Regions from separate parts of the Homo sapiens genome. Here region 1 is linked to region 2. The links are chromatin loops, found by intact Hi-C in ENCODE. Cell type or tissue: psoas muscle. All regions are shown on one strand. Each heading gives the region's core, and the rest is flanking DNA. Links, peaks and the distances in the headings are about the cores only. Region 1 has its middle 13 kb from the start of ATP2B2. Region 2 overlaps ATP2B2 (ATPase plasma membrane Ca2+ transporting 2).

Evidence for each region. Peaks named below come from ENCODE experiments on the same cell type or tissue, not always from the same donor. Only the 100,000 strongest peaks of a DNase experiment are listed, where the experiment ranks them.
Region 1: a loop joins it to region 2, with 7 times the contacts of the local background. A loop is called at or near these places in 2 of 110 quality-filtered maps.

Annotation. Positions count from the first base shown.
Region 1 is chr3:10,513,721-10,523,581 of GRCh38, reverse strand. It overlaps a transcript of ATP2B2 not described here. Among named protein-coding and RNA genes, the nearest start is that of ATP2B2, 13 kb to the right of the region's middle. In psoas muscle, for the core only: no CTCF peak of the experiment used is centred there; DNase peaks (open chromatin) are centred at 4,941 and 6,341; H3K27ac peaks cover 3,744 bases.
Region 2 is chr3:10,434,393-10,444,253 of GRCh38, reverse strand. All of the region lies in intron 2 of ATP2B2 (ATPase plasma membrane Ca2+ transporting 2), which reads left to right. Among named protein-coding and RNA genes, the nearest start is that of MIR885, 45 kb to the right of the region's middle. In psoas muscle, for the core only: no CTCF peak of the experiment used is centred there; a DNase peak (open chromatin) is centred at 5,503; H3K27ac peaks cover 7,405 bases.

The DNA.
Region 1 (9,861 bases), core at 690-8,689, 80 kb before region 2:
GGAGCCTTCACCACTTCCAAAGCTGTAGCAAAGATTCGCAATTTATGGAACCCAACTTCACTTCTAGCCCTGGCCCAGCAGGCTGGGCACCAGGATTCCGCCTTCCATGAGCAATGAGGGCTAGGGTGGCCTGCCAGAGAGGAGTAAGTTCTATGGTGAAGGAAGTCACAAAGTAAATGCTAGAGAGGCTAACAAAAGTTGGGGGACATGTTCAGGAGAAACGTTTAAGAGTGATTTTTTTAATAGAAAGTTAAAAGCTTGTCATACTCTGAACTTGGATTGTTTTATTCTTTTCTATTGAAAACTGCTGTCTGGTTCCCACCTACTCAACCTGCCTGCACCTCCACCTTCCCATCTACAAAATGGAGACAAAATCATAACTCACTTTGTACAGCTTGTGATGAGGATGGAATATGACACTTGTGGAGGATTAAACAATAAAAACCAGCCATTGTCACTGTCAGCAGCTGCCAGCCCACCTGTTTGCACAAGCAGTGGCTCAAGAGCCTTTCACTCTTGGCCTCTCTTTACCCTCACTATCCACATCTGTGACCTTCACTTTGAAGAGTCCAGTGCATCTATCAGCTGTGGAGCACCTATTGTGTGCCAGGTCCTGTGCTAATTCTTCCACCTGTGTCCTCTCCTGTAGTCCTCAGAGCAACCCTGGGTGCCGACATCATCGTCACCATCTCTGCAGCTGAAGAACCTCAGGCTCTGGGAGAAAACATGAGGCATCCAAGGTCACCCCCAGGTGTCAGTGTGACCTTGAGCAAGCCCCATTACCTCTCTGAGCCTCCAGCTTCTTCATCTGTAAAAGGAGGTTCAGGACACCTGCCCCAGGCTGCTGTGAGGCTCTATGAGGTAATGACTTCAAAAGTGCACCATCAGCTGTAGATCCCAGACAAACGGATGGTGTGGATGTGAGTCCTTCAGAGGCCTACTCCTGTTCGGGATTCAGCACATTTTAGCAGTAAGGGCTACTGAGAAAAGTTATTTCAAGTGTCTTTTTCTTGGGTGGTTTCCAAACACATCTCCTTTCTCCAGCTAACAAGTCCAACACTGGCTTCAGCAGAAGCTATGCACACAGAAAGTTACTTCCAGTGGAATGACCAGGAGGTAGAAGGGAGATAGGCATGATGGTCACAGGGAAGAGAGGATCCCAGGGAAGGTCTCAGGCTGTGCAGTCAAACAGATATGGGATCAAATCCCAGCTCCTCCACTTACTAGCTGTCTGATCTTGAGACAACTAGCTAACTTCTCTGAGCCTCACACAGGGGGTTATTATGATGAGGGGGATAAGCACAGCAGCTGAGAAAAGGCAATACACACGTACTGAAAAGGAAGCCTCCTCAAATAGGGCACAGCAGTACACATACACGGGACCACGAGGAGCTGGAGGGTGGACACTGCACTTTTCATCTTGGCAACCTGGCTCACAGTAGGTACACAGCATACATTTTTAAAAATAAAAATTTACATTCATTTTCCTTTCTGCCTTGTGCCCACCCACATAATCCCCCTTGTCTTTCAATCCCCAACCCCACTGTCCCACCTCTGTGAACTGTGAAAGAACACAGACTGTTACCTGACAAACGTGGGTTGAAGTCCAAACACTGCCCTGCCTGGCTGGATAGTCTTGGATAAGTTACCTCCCCTCGCTGACTCTCAGTCTCCTCTTCTGTAAATGGGCTAATATTGCCTCCCTAGCAGGGTTGCTGTAAGAGTTAGAGATGATGTATGTGGCTGGCGTGGCCTCTGACACAGAGTAGGCATTCTGAAAGTGGCAGCAGAAATGCTGTTGTTCCTTCCAAATGTAGCCCATGGCCACCTCTGGCTCTCCACTCACACTCAGACTAACTCCCTAAGGAGTTCACAATCAACTTGTCTCTACATCTCAGATATCACAATACAAGCACCTTGGGTGTATATATCTCTAAAGAGTGACATTTCACCTCCGTTCCCACAATCACTTTACACAGTTTCCACACTCTCGCTGCTTCTATATTGGTTGGACTTGGAGGGATTAACAATGTCCTTAAAACACCTTAAAAAGGAGCATCAACAGACAAATCATTCTGGATCAAGAACAAATGGCCCAGAGATTAAACACCTGTCCATAATCACCGACATTATCCACTGGCTATGGGTTTATTCATGCCCATGAAAGTTCCCAGACTGAAAGTTCATGAATGAAGGATTTTCTGGTCCTGGATACCATCTTATCCTCAAAGATAGCCTGCAAACTCTTCACTGTTACTTGACTGATTGTTTATGGGGGCTTCTCTGATGCCTCCAGATCAAGGCTAAATTCTTGAGTGGTAGGATTGGCTCTGCTTCCCTGTGAGGATTTGTGTGGGGGCAGGTGCAGGGCTTGGCAGGAAACCCACTAAGGTGGGTCACACAGGGGCTGGGGTGCCACAGAGGGACAATCTACTCCTTGGGATGTGTGCCCCGGAAGTCTGAAGCTGGCAAGGGTCTCAGGCAAAACCTTGTCCAATGTCTGGCTAATATCCATTTACCTTGCACGAAATGCAGACCCTGTTCTGGGAGCCCCCTCCTCAGAACTGCAAACAGAGTCTGCCCTGTTATTAGCTGGAAAAGTCTGGCTTTAACACCTGACACTGTGGGAGGATTGCCACAGCCACATGCAAGGGGCTTGGAGAGTTTATCTGCAGTGACATAGTCTAGTTGCCACTCTGAACCTGCAGTGATGTGTGGCCTGCCGAAGCCACGTATGCCATATAGTTTGTTCCAATACAAATCAAAATAGAAAGGCACTCTTTTTTATTTGGGTAGGCAAAGAAAAAAAAGAAAAAAAAAAAAAGAGGCCAGGTGTGGTGGCTCACGCCTGTAATCCTAGCACTTTGGGAGGCCCAGGCAGGCAGATCACTTGAGATTAGGAGTTCAAGACCAACCTGGCGAAACCCCAGCTAAAAATACAGAAATTAGCTGGGTGTGGTGGTGCCCGCCTGTAATCCCAGCTACTCGGGAGGCTGAGGCACAAGAATCACTTGAACCCAGGAGGTGGAGGTTGCAGTGAGCCGAGATTGTGCCCTGCACTCCAGCCTGGGTGACAGAATGAGACTCTGTCTCAAAACAAAAAAAAAGTAAAAGAATATTTTTATAATCTCTAAGTCCACCCTCTCTTCTTCTGCATTCATTTAGGATTTCTCTCCACCCGCCTCCCACAGTGAGGAGGTGAGGGGTTCTCCCAGCCTCCACTATTACCTCGCAAGGGCAGGAGTCTGATCTTAAAACCGGCACCCCCCTCCCCTGCTGCTTGCTCCAGCACTGGCTCCAACACCTGGGCCTCTCCCTCCAGGCCCCTGAGCTAATTACAGGCTTCCCTAAATCATTGTAAGGAAAAGCTAATTAAATCAGGGTTGGCCATTAATTTTCTGGCTAAGGACAGGCAGCCGACACCTCTCTTCAATTCCAGAATCCAGAAACCATGGCTTGGAGCTTCCTTTGAGGTTGGGAATAGAGTTTTATCTGTTAGGGCTGATTTTAGGAAGAGCAGCATGTCCCAGTGACCATGAGGGATCAGGGTGGGGACCTGAAAAACTGGGCTGCAGCCAAATGTATATGGTAAAGGGTATGAGGAGGTGAAGTCAGATGTCCCTGCACCCACCAATAGCAGTTGTATGATGTGAGAAAAACCCCTGCATTCGATCCCAGTCCTGCCACTTGCTAGGCAGGTATCCTGGTCCAGAAGTCTCCACATGCAAGGCAGGCAGCATCAGTGCTGGCACAGAGAGTGGAGTGAGTTCTGAGCCAATGTTTGTTGAATGAACAAGTGACTGCTGAGTGCCTGGCTCAGTGCCACACATACAGTAAACACCCAAACAATATTTGTTCTCTTGTCCCTCTTGGAATCTTCTTTTGGAACTATAACATTCATGGGACGAGGTGGCTTAAGTTCCTAAAACCTTTCTATCAAAACATTCATTGGAAGCTTTCCTCCTTTGAGATCAAGGGTGAGAGATGTCAGAGGTGGGGTAGGGGCAGGGGACACAGGAACTGAGTTCTCCACTCCTAGAACTCCAACGCCTCTCACGTACCATCAGATGCCAGCCTGCCCTGCCATGCTGCCATGCGTCAGCATACCTCTCTGTAAAGCTGGGCACCTTGACAGGAGTCCCAGCTGTGACTCTTCTCTCTTTCTTGCTCTGTTCCCTCATTAGCCAAGTCCTCAATAGCCCCTTGAAAGGCCCGGACATTGCACATTGCACCTTCATTATTCACTCCCGCCTCGGCCACTTTATTGCAGACGGTGAGTGATGTGCTTAGCTAATTCAGGGGACCCCAAAGGCAGGAAACAAACAGGGCAAATCCACAGTATGGCTGAGGACCACTCTGTGTGTCAAGTTCAGCACAGTGCCCGGAGTACAGATTCTGGAGTCTGGTTTGAATCCCAGCTAGGTGTTTGACCTTGGGCAAGCTGCCTAACTTTTCTGTTCCTCAGTTTCCTCCTCTACAAAATTGGCATGATGATACCAGTATGTCCCTTGTGGGGTTGTTGTAAGAATTAAATGAGTTCATAATGTGCCAAGTGTTTAGACAGGGCCTAGTGCACAGTTGGTGTTCCATGAACATTAGTTATTACTCATGATCTCAGAATGAATATCTCAGTTTATCTTCACCACAGCCCAGCCTGGCCGGAGAGTATGATGGCTCTTACTTTACAGATGAGGTCCAGGGAGGGGAAGCCACTTTCCCATGGCCACACAGAACAAAATCCCTGCCCCACACCTGTCCCCGACAGAGGGGAGACTGACAGCACCTGCCGGTGAAAGCGGGGCCCGGGGCAGGGCAGGGGTAGTGAAAGGAGCTTTCAAAGAAGGGCCAGGCCTCCCTCAGAGGCATGAGTGGAGTTGGGAGGTGGCTATAAATACGCGAGGCGAGGGGCTCTGTAACTAGGCCAGGAATGTGTGTTAGTCATTGAGGTCAGCACGGCCGCAGCGGCGCTTGGCTGGGAGAAAGCGGATCAGGAGTGGGCTCAGGTGAAGCCAGAGAGCTGAGGCCAAGGAGGGGTTTTGCTGGGGCAAGAGTGGCACTCTCAGCTTGGGGGCATGCTGGCACCCCCAGACCTTTGTCATGGGACAAGGGCAGATTCCCAGGAATGCCTCCCCTATCCCTTCTAACCTCCGAGAAATCCTTCTGTAGTCCAGATCGGATCAAGCCTCCAAGCTGCCTAAACCCACGGTCCTGGTTTCCAAAGGCAGACGCGAGTCCGCATTTTGGAGGGGGGCAAGCACATCCTCTCTAGTTTAATACCTGTGCACTTACTTTGATGTGTTAGGGGAAAAATACAACTGGCAAGGCAAATCCATGATATTGTGACTATGAATGCTTAAGATAACACTAAGTAGAGAGATACATATGTTTCTAAAAGGGAGGTGATTTCAGGACAGATGCAAAGTATATGCTAGAACTTGCAGACTGGCAAACATCATTACTGGAGTTTGAGGGTTTCTGGTCCACAGACTAAATGCAAATCTTTTTGCTGTGAGGTTTCAAGCCCTCCCCACCCCAACCCCACCCTACCTTCATTCTTGCTGTGCCTGCTACCTGGAATGCCTCACTGGCAAAGGTGAAATGTGCTCCTCCCTGCAACCTGCACAGGCTGCCCAATCCCCCGTCTGTCTACTGCCATTTCCCACACTGTGTGAGGTCATCCTATCTGCAGCCATCGCTCCCTCAACGACAGGGAAAGCAAGCTCTGTGTCTGTCTTCCTACCTGCTGTGCCCGGCACAGTGCCTAGAGCCAAGCACAGGCCCAGGACGTGACACCCAGTTCACATCCTGGAGCTGTCACTGCCTGGTGCGAGACTGTGCATGTGCAAGGCTCTGGGCTCAGTCACCTCCCCATGTATCAGATGGGGATGACAAGCTTCCTTCTCCAGTGGGGTTGCACGGATTCAGTGAGTTTACTCCACCTCAAGGCTTTCTTAGCCCGGTGCCTGGTATGTTCTGGACACTCCACAAGTAGTGGCTGAGTAGCAGTATCATCAATGCTATTGTCATTATTAAGGGCCAGTGGATATTCATTAAATGAGTCCATAGTGTTATAGGCTGAAGGGGAGAGAAAAAAGAATGGAGCATGTATGCATTTAGGCTGGAGAGAAAATTCTCAGTGGCTATTTTCCCAACCCCTCTCATTTTGAATATGGGGAAACCATGGCCCACACTGCATCCCTGGGACCAGGACCCAGAATATTTGTCCTTCAGTCTATGGTGCTCCACCACCACCTCCCTCCCCAGGCTGGGGGAAGGGGAAGGGGTGGCCGAGGCGAGATGCATCTGCCCAGTGTGACACTTGCAGGTTCCCCGCCCCCAGCCTTCCTCAGCTCCTCGGTGTAGACCCAGTCGACCTGGTTAGGAGTTCCAGGGCTGTGGCCTGCACCGAGCTGGCAGGAGAGTCCTCACTTCACCGAGGCAGTGAATCAAAAGGCTCATTCTTTGTAGACTCCTCAGATAGGTAGAAGCAGACTTGACCTTTGTCGTTTTGTTATTTTTAGCAGAGCAGGCAAGGAATGATAAAAACCTGTACAGGAGCTGGCTATAAATAGCATGCCTGTGGCTTTTTTTAAGAAACACACACACACACACACACACATCTGAAAATTGTAGATCTAAACAAGCATTGCCCTTCAAAGTAGAATAACAGCATTAGCATGACACTTTACAATCAGCAAGCCCATTTAAGCTGTCACTTCAGCTCACCGTACAATTCCACAGGGTGGACACTTCCATCATCTCCATTTTGCAGATGAGGAAACAAGGAATGAAGTCAGCCAGGAAGGCTGTGGGCACGGCACCTGGCACGTGGCGAGAGCCCTGTAAATATCACTTTCCTTATCACTGAATCTCCGAAAAGTTGAGTAACTTGTCCAGTGCCACGCCAGGAGAAGGAAGAGAAGCAGGACAGATGCCAGGGCCACCTTTCTCCAAGTCCATGAGTCCCCTGGCTGGGGCTGAAGGAAGAAGAGTTAGACCTGGAAAGGTCAGAGGAGTGGCAATGGATGTTATGGGGACAATGGGATGAGAACTGGAACGACAGGATGGTATCTGAGGTGCTGGCAGCTAAGAGGGAGTGGCTGTTTGGGAAGTGCCTTTGGGGTCAGCAACAAGAGAGGAAAAAGGAGGAGAAGAAGATAGAAGATCGCTGGCCAACAGTTTTTTAGGACAATGCCATGCCAGGGTCACCTCGTCCGGCACTGCCCTCCTTTGGGCAGAGTGGGAAATGTCAGTAGGCTCCATGGTGGGAGGGCTAAGAGCAGGTTATCAGCACTGGGATGAGAGCCGACAGAGGCCCAGGGGCTGGGGCCAGGGCAGCCTGCAGCAGGGAGGAACAGGTCAAAGGCAACTAAATCAGAAAGGGGTCCTGAAACTTGAAAGGTAATGAACTCCAGGTAACCATGTTGCGGGCCTGCCCAGGGTTCTGTGGTGTGCTGGTAAGTGTTTCACAACCAGCTCTCAGGGAGGTGGATGTCCTGCTTTCCAGTGCTTGCCAATTTCTGTGGTGTCAATGCTCCCACCTTGGCAGATTGTAAGCTGCCAATATGAGATCACTGACAACACAATCGGCTCTCACAAGTCAGTATAAGCAACTCCAGAACAAGACTGCTGCCACACCATGCCACACAAGATGGAGATACTTACGTCCTGCTTGTTTCAAGGGAAAAGAGAAGGGGCTTACAGGTAGTTTTTAAGCTACCATTAATTGTGCATGTAACACATGATAGGCAAAGTATTTTACAGGCAGTATCTCAGTTAATTCTCAGGACACAACTCCAAAGTAGATATCATCACCATGTTACTGATGAAGAAACCAGGCTCAGAAGGGGGAACTGACTTGCCCAAGATCACAGAGCTCAGTGAGTGGTGGAGCTCAGACTTAAGCTCAGGCCTGTGTGAACTCAGAGCCTGTGCCCCAGACATATACCACCTGGCCTCTAGCCCGGGTAGTTCTGGGACCTCAGTTGGGGCTGGGTTTTCAGGCAGAGGCTGATGGGTGGGTTCCTCTGCAGGGCTGGCAGCTGAGAGCTCCCACCAAGTCACAGGGGAAATGGTTACCACCCTTGGGGGAGGTCCTGAGAAGATTGAGACACTCCCATGGGGAGAGAGCAGAGCAGGAAATGACCCTCTTAATGCTGAAGAAATGAACGAACGATATCTTCAGATTCCCTCTCATTTTGTTTAGATCAGATTGTCTATGAATTAAAAGTGTTGTCACCTTTGCAGAATAGAGATGAAAAAGCAAGCTAGACATCCCTGAACACCCACTATGTGCCATGTACATATGTATTACTCATTTATGCCTCCCAACACTCCCATAATTGCAGGTATTGTTAGCCCCACTTTACAGATGTATTAATAGAAACTGAGGTTCACATTGGCCAAGTGACTAGCACAAGGCCACCCAGTGGTAAGTGGCAGAGCTGGGCTTCAATCCCACATCTCTTTGATGCCCAAGCCCCTGCTCTATGCTCTGTGTCCCCCAGAAAGAAACAGCACCTTGTATCTGAGAATCTACTTACAGTTTACAGAGATCCTTCCATACCCTTCTTTTATTTGGTTACTGCTAACCAGCCCCTGGGGAGGTCAGGAAGGCTGGGGGGACAAGGTCAGCACTCTCCCGGCCCACTGCGGCTGTCTTGCCCAATAACCCCTGATCTAGTGCTCTTCCAACCCCCTGGGGCCACCTGCAGGGGGATGTGCAGTGAGAGAGGTGGCCCAGCCTTTCAGGAAGTCTCATCCATAGAGGGCCTGCAGAGTGGCCACTAGACTGGGGCTTTCCCCGCTGCTGGTGGCAGGCCTCCTTGGAGAGCCTATGCTCTTTGGAGCTGTGTCTGATGAAGATGAGCCCTGAGCAAGGTAGCCCCACATAAGGGGGGTTCCTTATGGGGCTAACAGGCGGCCCTGGAGTGAGCACTTGCCTCCAAGCCCTGGCCTGGCTGCAGTGTGCTCAAGGCCGGTGGTGACCACTCTGTGGGCCTCAGGATCCCTATCTGTAAAATGGAAAGCTAGGGCTGGACACAGGAATGCAGCGGCACCTCCAGCCCTGATGCGCCGCAAGTCCACATAAACCAGCCCCAAAGGCAGATCCCAAAGGGAATTCCCAGAAGTTTTCTGGGCCCAGCATCCTCTGGGGAGTATGTGGGAGATATGACACCCTTGTGGGTCTAAGGAACCCATCAAGACTCCATCAGCATCACCATCTCCCAAGGGCGGCCAGTTCCTGTCTGTCCTCCTCCTTCAGGCTTGGCTCTGGCCCTCCATCCCACCTCTTCCCTGCTCCCCTCAACCACTCACTGGACACCCTGGCAGAACCCAAGTGTTCCCCAGACCTATCACAGGGTAGGGAAGAACAGGCAGGGACTAAGGAGCCAGCTGCCTGAGTCCAAATCCCAACTGCACTTACCAGCTGGACAACTTTGGCCAAGTTGCCTGACATCTCTGTGCCTCCATTTCACCACCTGTAAAATTAGGGTGATCATCAAAGCCACCTTAAAAGGTCTTTGGGAAGAACTGAATGAGTCAACACATGAAAAGTTCTAAGAACAAACAGAACCTGGCATGTAATATCATGTCCCCGTCTCAGGGCCATTTATCATTTGCGGGCGTGTCCCCTCTTCCGTCTCTGCATCCCTCCTACCCAGCTGCCCTGGGGGGTTGGGAAAAAACCAGGTTCTATCAAGCAGGGCTACCATTAAGGTCAGTCAAGGGAACTTCCCAGCCCCTGGAGGGAGCACTGGATTGAGAGTCCTGAGCCTACAGCTTTCATTCAATTGCCCATGACCCTGGCCTCAGTCTCCCCTTATGCCAGGGTGCCCCCTCAGCCCCCTGCACATTCGC
Region 2 (9,861 bases), core at 1,181-9,180:
AGACTCGGCGGAAGCCTGGGCAGGGTCATGCGTGGGGGCTCCCCAGACACGGAGTCGGCATGGGGAATTCACTGCCTGGCCAGAGATGAGTGGGAAAGCCTTGCTGCCCCACTCCAGCGCCTTCATGTGAAGCGGCCCATGCTCCATTCTAAGGCCCAGGACTCTGTCAGGTATGAGGCCGAGAGGAGAAAAACTCCTGAGTATGCAAGAGGCTGAGGAAACACAGCTGCCTTCTCAAATAAATGCAGGGGTGGAGGGGAAGACATGATGACTGGTGAGGTGTCCCAGCCTCAGCTGTGTCACTAAGTATGTGGGAGACCTCAGGCAAGATACTTAGTCTCCGACAACCTCAGTTTTCTCATCTGTGAAATGAGAACTGTACTACTTCCACTCTCTGCCTTTTGTAGACCGTGAGTTGAAAGTGCTTTTACAGAAGAATCTAGGCCCAGTATTTGCTGAGCATTTTTATCCATGAGGGCTCCATCTGACAGAAACCCATCTCGAACTGGCTTATGCACAAAAGGAGTTTTCTGGTTTGTGCAACTGAAAACTCCAGGGATAGGTCTGGCCTCCGGCACGGCTGGCTCCAGGACCTCAAATGCTGTCAAGAGGACTCTGTCCTTCCCTCTCCTACTTTCACTTCCGCTGTCCTCTGTGTTGGCTTCATTTTCAGGCGGGTTTTAGCACATGGGGGCTCCGGCAGCTTCGGGTTAACATCCTCCCATCCCGGTCAATGCGGCAGCCAGGCCTTTCCTCATAAGCCCCGCCCCATTAAAAATCCCAGACTACGCTCTCACTGGGCCACTTATAGTCACATGGCCATTCCTGAGCCAATCCCTGCAGCTTAAAGATGGAGTGGGCTGATAGATCAGACCTGGTCACATGCTCAACCAGAGGGCACGGGTCAGTCCACCAAGACCCCAAGGAGATTGGAAGAGGGAAGGAAAATGGAGGAGAGGCTGTGGACCTGCTGCAGAATGGAAGGTCTGTACTGTGTGCTGGGGAGGAAGATCAGAAAGGTTCCCTGCTCTTGAGGAGAGCATGGCCTGGATTGGGAGAAAACAGAATTGAGGAGACAGCTGAGGAGAGAAGGTAGGATTCAGAACCACCTGAAATATAACATGGCTAAAGATTCTACCAGCCAAACCACGGCACCGTTAGTAATTACACCAGGGTGCTAGGCATGAGCTGGGACCGTCCAGGCTGACTGGGTCTATGACTAGTGTCACAGTGGGGAAGAGGCCAACTTGGTATCATGGTGCAAATCCTGGCACCACTTCTTATCCAGCTGTGGGACGTTGGACCAGTTATCTAACTGTGCCTCAGTTTCTTCATCTGTAACATGAGGTCATAACAGTGCCTCTTTCATAGGGTCGCTGTAAGCATTAAAGTAATATGTGCAAAGCACTTAGTGCCTGGCACATGGTAGGTGTTATTTCAGCATTACTGTTATTATTCTCTGCTGGGAACTCTCTGTGTGGCTTCAAGGGAGACGTTGGGTTTTAATTAGTGAAGAAGAGAAAGGCAGCTTGTTTGGTAGATCAATGGGCTTGAGCAATGCATGTGAGTCTTGGTTAAAAAAAATGTCAGCCCCATATTTGATTTGCAATGCTTATTATACACCTCCCCCCATCACCACTACCATGGGGTAAAAAAAATCCTTCAAAAGCACAGTTTAATGTGAAGTTCCAATGAATCATGTGTGGATGCTTTCCAGAATGCTGCCTGCATATCCTTCTGAATCATCAATAAAATAAACCTACATGTTAATCAATGCATGCTATCGATGGTCATAGGCTGGGGTGGTAGAGTCTGCTGGGCAAATAATTCTGCAGGCCACGGGGTGGCAGGGAGAGCACGGGACAGATAGATAAAGATCCTGCCCGGCAGCTGACTGAAGGGCTTCCCGGTGATTCCAGCAAGACTAGGGAGTCTTCATGTCCCGTGAGCGATGCTGCTTGGCTCACTAGGTGCTTCCCGTAATCAGGCACCCAGAGAGGTGGTAGAAGAGATGGGTTGTAAGGGCAGCATTTCCACGGGGCCTCACTTTAGGCAGAGCATTAGGCAGACCCACCATGCAGAGGCCTGAGTCCCAAAACTACCCTGGCTCTCATTTACTGTGAGCGAACTAAGAGCCAGGCCTTCCCAACACATTGTTCCCTGGGATCCTCACAGCAGCCCCTTGAGTAGGACACAAAGGCTTGGAGAGGAAGGGGGCCCTGATTCTTACTATGAAGGCATTATCATTTTGCAGAATCAATATGCACTAATCACTAAGTGCCTACTATGTGCCCAGAAAAGGGAAGGAATATGGAGACCATTGACTTTGAGTCCCAGCTTCACCTTCTAAGTCCTTAAGTCATCCCCTCACTCTGAACCTGTTTCCCCACCTGTAAATGATATGATAATAACACCCACCTCCTAGAACTGATGGAACATCTCCATTGCTTCCCCCTGCTTCTAATATGCCAAGCAGTGATGGAGGTGGACACACATTTATTTATTGGACAAATATATGTTATGCACCTAGTATGTGCAGGCTTGGGCCACATGTACTCTTCTGGGAAGAGACCCAGATCTCTCCCATATGCTTTCTCAGGGGCAGTGTCTGTGTGATGTGGCTACACACAGGACAGGTGGGCAGATGGGGACAGGGCCGGCCTTCAAGGATATCCCTTCTTGGTTCAAGGGGGCAGAGGATGTCAGACAGGAAATGTCGGGTGCAGTGGCTCGCACCAGTAATCCCAGCACTTTGGGAGGCCAAGGTAGGTGGATCACTTGAGGTCAGGAGTTCGAGACCAGCCTGGCCAACATGGTGGAACCCCATCTCTACTAAAAATACAAAAATGAGCTGGGTGTGATGGCGCACGCCTGTAATCCCAGCTACTTGGGAGGCTGAGACACAAGAATCACTTGAACCCGGGAGGCAGAGGTTGCAGTGAGCCGAGATCAGCCTGGGTGACAGAGTGAGACTCTGTCTCAAAAAAAACAAAAAGACAGGAAACAACTCCAGGGGCACAGAGGCAGGCAGGAATCAATAGGAAAGATGGCAGCCAAGGGCAGGAAGCCAAGGCCTCAGTGTAGCCAGGGGGAGGAAGGAGGAACCCCTTCCAGATCCCCTTACTCTCCAAAGCTCCCTATAGATTCCCAGGAAAGGGAGGTGCAAAGGTGGATTGTAAACTGCTCCCGCCTTAAGACTGTCCCAGTCTAGCTGTGCTACTAGTTACTAGCCACGATGCTAGTTATAGCTGTGATACTAGAGAATAATTAACATGCATTGAACACTAACAGCAGCCAGGCTCCCTGCTGAGGCTTCACGGCATTTTCTCCTATAATCTTCACATCACCCCTGTGAAACAGGAACTGTCATCATCCCAGCTTACAGATGAGGAAATTGAGGCTCAGAGCACCACGTCTAACAAGTGACCTGGCCAGGATTGGTGCCTACACTGTCTGGCTCCCAAATGTGCACACATGACCTCCTCGGTCTGCTGCTTTCTATTGACAAAAATAACTACTGCAAGAGGAAATGTTCTAAAGGTTGATGAAGGAGGAGTGATCCCCACCTGATTGGGGACAAAATCAGGAGTAGCTTCCTCTGAGTGAGGCCTGAAAGGACAGGGCAGAATTGAGTGTGCAAAGATGGGGAGGGAAGCACACGCAGTTAATGGGGCGTGAGCAAAGGCCCTGTGATGACAACCAGGATGTGTACAGGGAACAGTGAGGAATTCGCTGTGCCTGGAGCCTAGAACAGATCGCAAAGCACAGAGGACTCCAGCCCATGAACTACAGATTCATTTTTGTAGACTCTGGTTTTTAGTCTGTTTGTTCATGCTGTGTATGTAGACTGTCAGGTTGGATAATAGTGTTTATGTCCCTGTGAGTGTGAAATGGGCCTCCAGCTCCATAAGATGAGGCCCTGAGTACAGCCTTCTCCAGGTGCATGGAGAGCCAGTGAATTCACTGAATGCAGGGAAACCGAAGGTTGGGGAAATGGTTCTCACACTGGGTTCCCCAGTGCCTTGAGGTTCCACAGAAGTGCCCTACAGGACAAGGGGATGCTGAATGGATGGGACTCTGGGGCTTCTCACCCACCACCATGAACCAGAGACAGAGACACTCCTTTTTTTTTTTTTTTTTTTTTTTTTTTTTTAGATAGAGTCTCACTCTGTTGCCCAGGCTGGAGTGCGGTGGCACGATCACAGGTCACTGCAGCCTCGACCTCCTGGGCTCAGTGATCCTCCCACCTCAGCTTCCCAAGTAGCTGGGACTACAGGCATGTGCCACCATGCCCAGGTAATTTTTTTTTTTGTAGAAACAGGGTTTCAAAAATTAGCCGGGTGTGGTGGTACACGCTTGTAATCCCAGCTATTCAGGAGGCTAGGCACAAGAATCACTTGAACCCGGGAGGCAAAGATTGCAGTGAACCAAGCTGGTCTTGAACTCCTGGCCTTAAGCGAACCTCCTGCCTCAGCCTTCCAAAGTGCTGGGATTACAGGCATGAGCCACTGTGCCCGGCCTGATACTCCTTTTTAAATGCTTTGAAGACTTTGGTTTTTTAACAAAGTGTTGAAAAAAAGAAAAAAAAATTGAAAACCTCTGATACTGGAGAAAAATGCTAAACTAGAGTATCCAAAAGCCTGGGTTGGGGCACAGATCACATAAGTTCTTAATGCATCATTTGTTAAATCTGTGAAATGGAGCAGACACTGTCTGGCTTCCAGGGGCCACACTGACTGTGGATTAAATGAGAGAACACACAATGTGCCTGGCCCAGGGGTCTTAGGCGAAGTTGGTCTTTGCGGGGGCCCCAAGGGGATGCATGTGACTGTGCAGGAAAAGGGTGCTCAGTCCACCCATGCTGGGCAGGGGCGGAGACCAGCCTGACTTTGGCCCTTATCGACTGAGACCCTCTCCAAGCTCCCTCCACCCTGTTCCATGCCTCAGCCTCCCCATCTGGAAAATAAAGAAGGTTGGTCTAGTAGTCTCTGAGGCTTGTCCAGGCTCAGACATTCTACTACTGTGAAACTGTCTGCCTTGATGCCCCCATTCTGTAGACATCAGATGGGTCAAAGGGTGGCTGACTCACAGCCAGACTCCAGGCCTCTCTTCACTTGAAAATTCGTGACCTCAAAACCTTGGCCCATCAGTGCCCAGGCCAGGGCAGTGCCCTTGGCCCTTGGCCCTTTGCCCCAGGCCTTGGCCCAGCAGTCCTTTTCTACCAAGCAGCTTCAGGGCCCTCCCACGCTGGCTCCCAAAGGTCGGGTTTAGCGGGGGACCAGAATTTGGGCATCCCTGGCAACAGTTCTCTAGCTCCCAGAAGCCCAGGGGCCTAGACCCCAGTTTCCAATTACTTCTCCTCCCTGGGTCTCAGTTTCCTCATCTGTCACACGGGCCTAAGGGGTGAGAAATGTTGCTGTATAACTGCAGGCGGGCCGTCTCGAATGCTAGTAGGACCTGAGTCATCCACCCAGCCTGGGTCCCACAAACGCCTCGAGTTCAGCTGGAGAGATCCTCTGCCTCCAGGCCTGCCTGTCATCCGAGAGGCCCAGACAGGGCGGGTAAGTTATTTATACAGGCCCTCCTCACCCCACAACGATTATCTTACTCCTCCTGGTGCAATCCAGGCCCCTGCTGTGGTTTCAGACCCAGAGTTATTTATAGTCAGTGGAAATTAGTGCCTCAGCCGATGGCTCCCTAGGACCCACCTGCCCTAGCCTCCACCCCAAAGGGAGAGAGCAGGCAGCAGGCAAAGAAGATGTCAGAGGTCGGAGGAGAGTGTCACATGCAGGTACAGTGTGATGAGAGTATCTGACACTGGATTGGCAGGCAGTTGGACAGAGCAGTCGCCAGGAAGTAGGACGAAGGAGAAACGGCCCACACTGAGGAGGGCAGGCTGTTGGGTGAGCCCTTGGGAAAGCTCTGCTGGAAAGAACAGCAGAATGGAGTGTTCCCTGGGGCCTCCCCCTTCAGCACACCCCAGCTCAGTGGGGTCAGAGCAGCTGGAATAGGAGCCTGAGAGACTCATGGACCCATGAGACAACAGGTCTGGAAGGGCCTTCAAGGACCATCTGATTCAGTAATCCCAGGGTGCACATGGGGAGACTGAGACCCAGGAGAGAAGGGACTTGCCCAGCACACAGTGGGTATGGGCCAGGGGGCAGAGACACCCGCCACCCCCCTCCCTGCTCTCCCCTGCAACCTCCTGGCTCCCTGCAGAGCCTCAGCTCAGCCACGCCATCCAAAGACCACAGACTGAGTGGCTTAAATGACAGAAATTCATTCTCTCACAGTTCTGGAGGCTTGTAGATGGCCATCTTCTCCCAGTGTCTGTTCACATTATCTTCCCACTATGCATATCTGTCTCTCTGCCCAAATTTCCTCTTTGTATACGGGTGTCAATCATAGCATGGATTAGGCCCACCCTAATGGCCTCATCTTAATTTAGTATCTGCAGTGTCCCTATCTCTACAATGACTCTATCTCCAAATACCACCACAATTTTAAGGTACTGAGGGTTAGGACTTCAACATATGGATTTGGGGGAGCATGATTCAGCCCAGAACACTCTGACATGGGAAAACCACTTCAGTCCTCAGAACTGAAGCTTTCGCTTCTGTAAAGTGGGGACATGAACAGGACAGCAAGCGGACTGTAATGAGGGACACGCTCACTGCTGTACTGATGTGTCTGTCCCCCAAGCCCGATGCTCAGTGGGCGTTAAGAAGTGGGCGTTAGGAAGTGGCAGTGTGGTGAGAGAGTTAAGAGGCAGACATCCTGGGTCTGAACCCCAGCTTTGCCACCCACTAGCTATGTTGTGCTGAGGAAATGACATCACCTCTCAGAATCTGTTTACTCAGTCTGTGAAATCATTCTTATTCCTGGGCTGTGAGAAGTAATAAATGAGCTGATGTGAGTCAACACACTTAGCACTGCCCAGGAAACCCCTGGAAGTGGAGACCATCATCATTATTATTATTACTATTACTATTATCATTATCATCATCATCATTATATAGGTTAAGAAGCTGAGGCCCAGAGAGGGAGGCATCTTGCGCAGCCTCACACAGCCATCTGGCACAAAACTAAATGAGAACTCAGGTCTCCCAATCCACAGTCCCAGATTTTTCAACCACGTCTCTATGTGACACTAAAGGGGAAAAGAAGACAAGTAATTCCTAAGTGCCCCACATTAGGAAAGTAACTAAGTACCTTTTAGCTTCTCCACGTGCCTTTGGGACATTATGGAAAAAGATTGTTACAGAGAATGCAAAGCCACGTGGATGAGGCTCAAGAAATAATGTGATGTTGAAAAAGTGGGTTTAGCATCGTATGTCCTGACAATGGCAACACCTCCACGAAGACAGATGCAAGGGGAAAGGGGCTGGCAGGAAACATCTAGAATGTACCCCATGTTGTGGCTGAAGGGTGAGACTGGGGTGATGGTTCTTTCCTCAGCCTGTTTCTGCCTGTGTGCCGATGTCGCTCCACTAAGGCACGTCGGTCGTAAACAACAGAAGCTGACTGGGCAGCATAGTGGAGGCAAGAGGGCAGCTTAGGAGTGGGCTCTCCAAGTTGGAGCAAAGGCTGGAAAACCCAGCTCAATTTTCCAGAAGGAAACGGGGACATGCAGGGATCAGTGGCACGACTCACTAAGTAAATGTCCCTTTGGGGAACTGCAGGTTGGGAAAAATCCACTACAAAAGCTTCTTTTGGTCCTTGTATAGCTCAGGATTCCAAAGCAGCCTGTGCTGGTGAATGTTAACCCCAGCTCTCTAGTTGCGAGGGAATCCTCTTTTGCAGTGGGTGCTGATTTCCTTGGTGTAAATACCACCACGTTACCCACGTGACATCATTAAACACAGAGTTGGGACGAGAGGCGCAGCCGCACACCATTATACGGTATTTCTACCATGCAGATACAATAGACTGTCTACTAGAGAGAATAGATAATAGTGAAATGTAGTAAAATAATTAGGAGGTGATAAGTTTGGGGTATTTGTTGCCTTTTAAAATATAATTTATATAATTGTAGGTTTATATAATTGATTTCTAATGATGGCTATAATTAACAACCAGCTCACAAAATACCTGAAATTTTAGCCATCAGCTCTCACAAGCAAGTGTGAGCTGGCACCAGCAAATCACTGATTCTACGTCCCAGGAGACAGCATCCCTGGGAGGTGATTGGCCTAGCTTGATCACATGCCCACGCTTAGGCCAGGAAGGTGGGGACACTTTGACTGATCGTCACCAAGACTCTTCCCAGTTGGGGAGACCAAATCCCCTAAAGGAAAGCAGAATGCCACTGGACAGCCAAAACTCAACACAGGCCTTTGCTTCTCTTCTTGATAATTTCTTTAAGCTGTAGTTTTTTCTTTTATAATATCTTTTTTATTTCTTTTTTAAATTCATAGTGCTTGAAGTCCCAGAGTCTTTTAAAAAGGCTCCAGGGCTCAATTCTGAGAACAGTGAACTGAAGGACCCAGCCAGGAGAGGTACGGAGGCTCAGAGCAGCCATACCCACCTCTACCTCCTCACTTCCCAACCCCTCCCACCTTCTCCAGAGTGTAAGTAAATGAGCTAAACCTCCTGCCCACCTGTCACCCTGCCTGAAAGTCCACCTTTACAAGTCCCCCAAAAGAACATAGGCAGCCCAAGTTGAGAAGTATCTTAGGGCAGAGTCTTCACAAATACCCGTAAGGCAGATGAGGGTGAATGGGAGCCTCAGAGGTCTGGAGTGGCCCAGATACTGGAGAAGTGCTCTTGAAGGCTTAGGCCTCACCTCAAAATGGGGACAGGGTGGTCATCCTAAGCCTAGTGAATTCATGATTGACTGCGAGGCCTGTGGACCCTCCAGGAAGATGTAGGAGCTCAGGTGGCCAGGGTGAAGAACCATACCACCCCCTCAATGAGAACCTCAGACCCCCCTGCTTCCTCCTTATTTGGGACCACCTGGTGGCCAGCAGAAGACCAGGGGATCTGATTTAGGATGGGAGCCGGAGGGAAAGTGCTGCCCCATGCTCCGGTAATGGTCCGGTTGGGGGGTGACCACCTTGTGTCAACAGCTCAGGCCCTGACGTGGGAGATGCCACTCCTACCCCCATTTTGCATGTGAGGAAACCGAGGCACAGAGGGGTTGACGGACTCGCCCACGTCGCACAGCTGTGAAAGGCAGGCCTGGATGAGACCAGACCTTGTGCTCTTAACCATTTGTCAAAGGGAATGAAGGGTCATTCCTAGAACTCTCTTCCCCCATAGAGGGCACAGGATGCTGGCTCAGAAGCCTGAAAGTTTTCAGTTGCTCCAAACCACACTGGGGCTCAGGCCCAAATATGAGGAAGAGGGGCCAGGGGAGGGGCCAGGAAGATACCTGATCTGCCAATGGGGCAACTGAGAATTTGACCCCAATTTCCAGGCCTCACTCATCTGCCTCCTTCTGGCCAGTGACATCCTCAAGGGCACCTCGGCCTGGGCCTCATGGGCTATAAGTAGATAAATCAAAAGTCCCAGACCCAGGGGTTGGAGGCTGTCAGCCCTGGAGCTACTTGACAGGGCCTGGCCATGGGGCACCATGAGACTGGGAGTCCAGCATTGGCTCCTCTGCTCACTCACTGTGTGGCCTCAGGTGAATCATTTTCCCTCTCTGAGCCTCAGTTTCTTCATCTGAAAAAGGGGTCCAGATATGCCTACCTACAAGGTTGTTAGGAAAATTAAATGAGAATAATGTATTACAAGCCCCTCCCTTTTTTCTTCCTCTCCCATTTATGGCCAGAGTAAACTTAAATACAAGTCAGGTTGTGCCACCACCTGCTGAAAACCCTGTGGCTCCCACTGCTCTCAGAATGAAATCAAAACTCC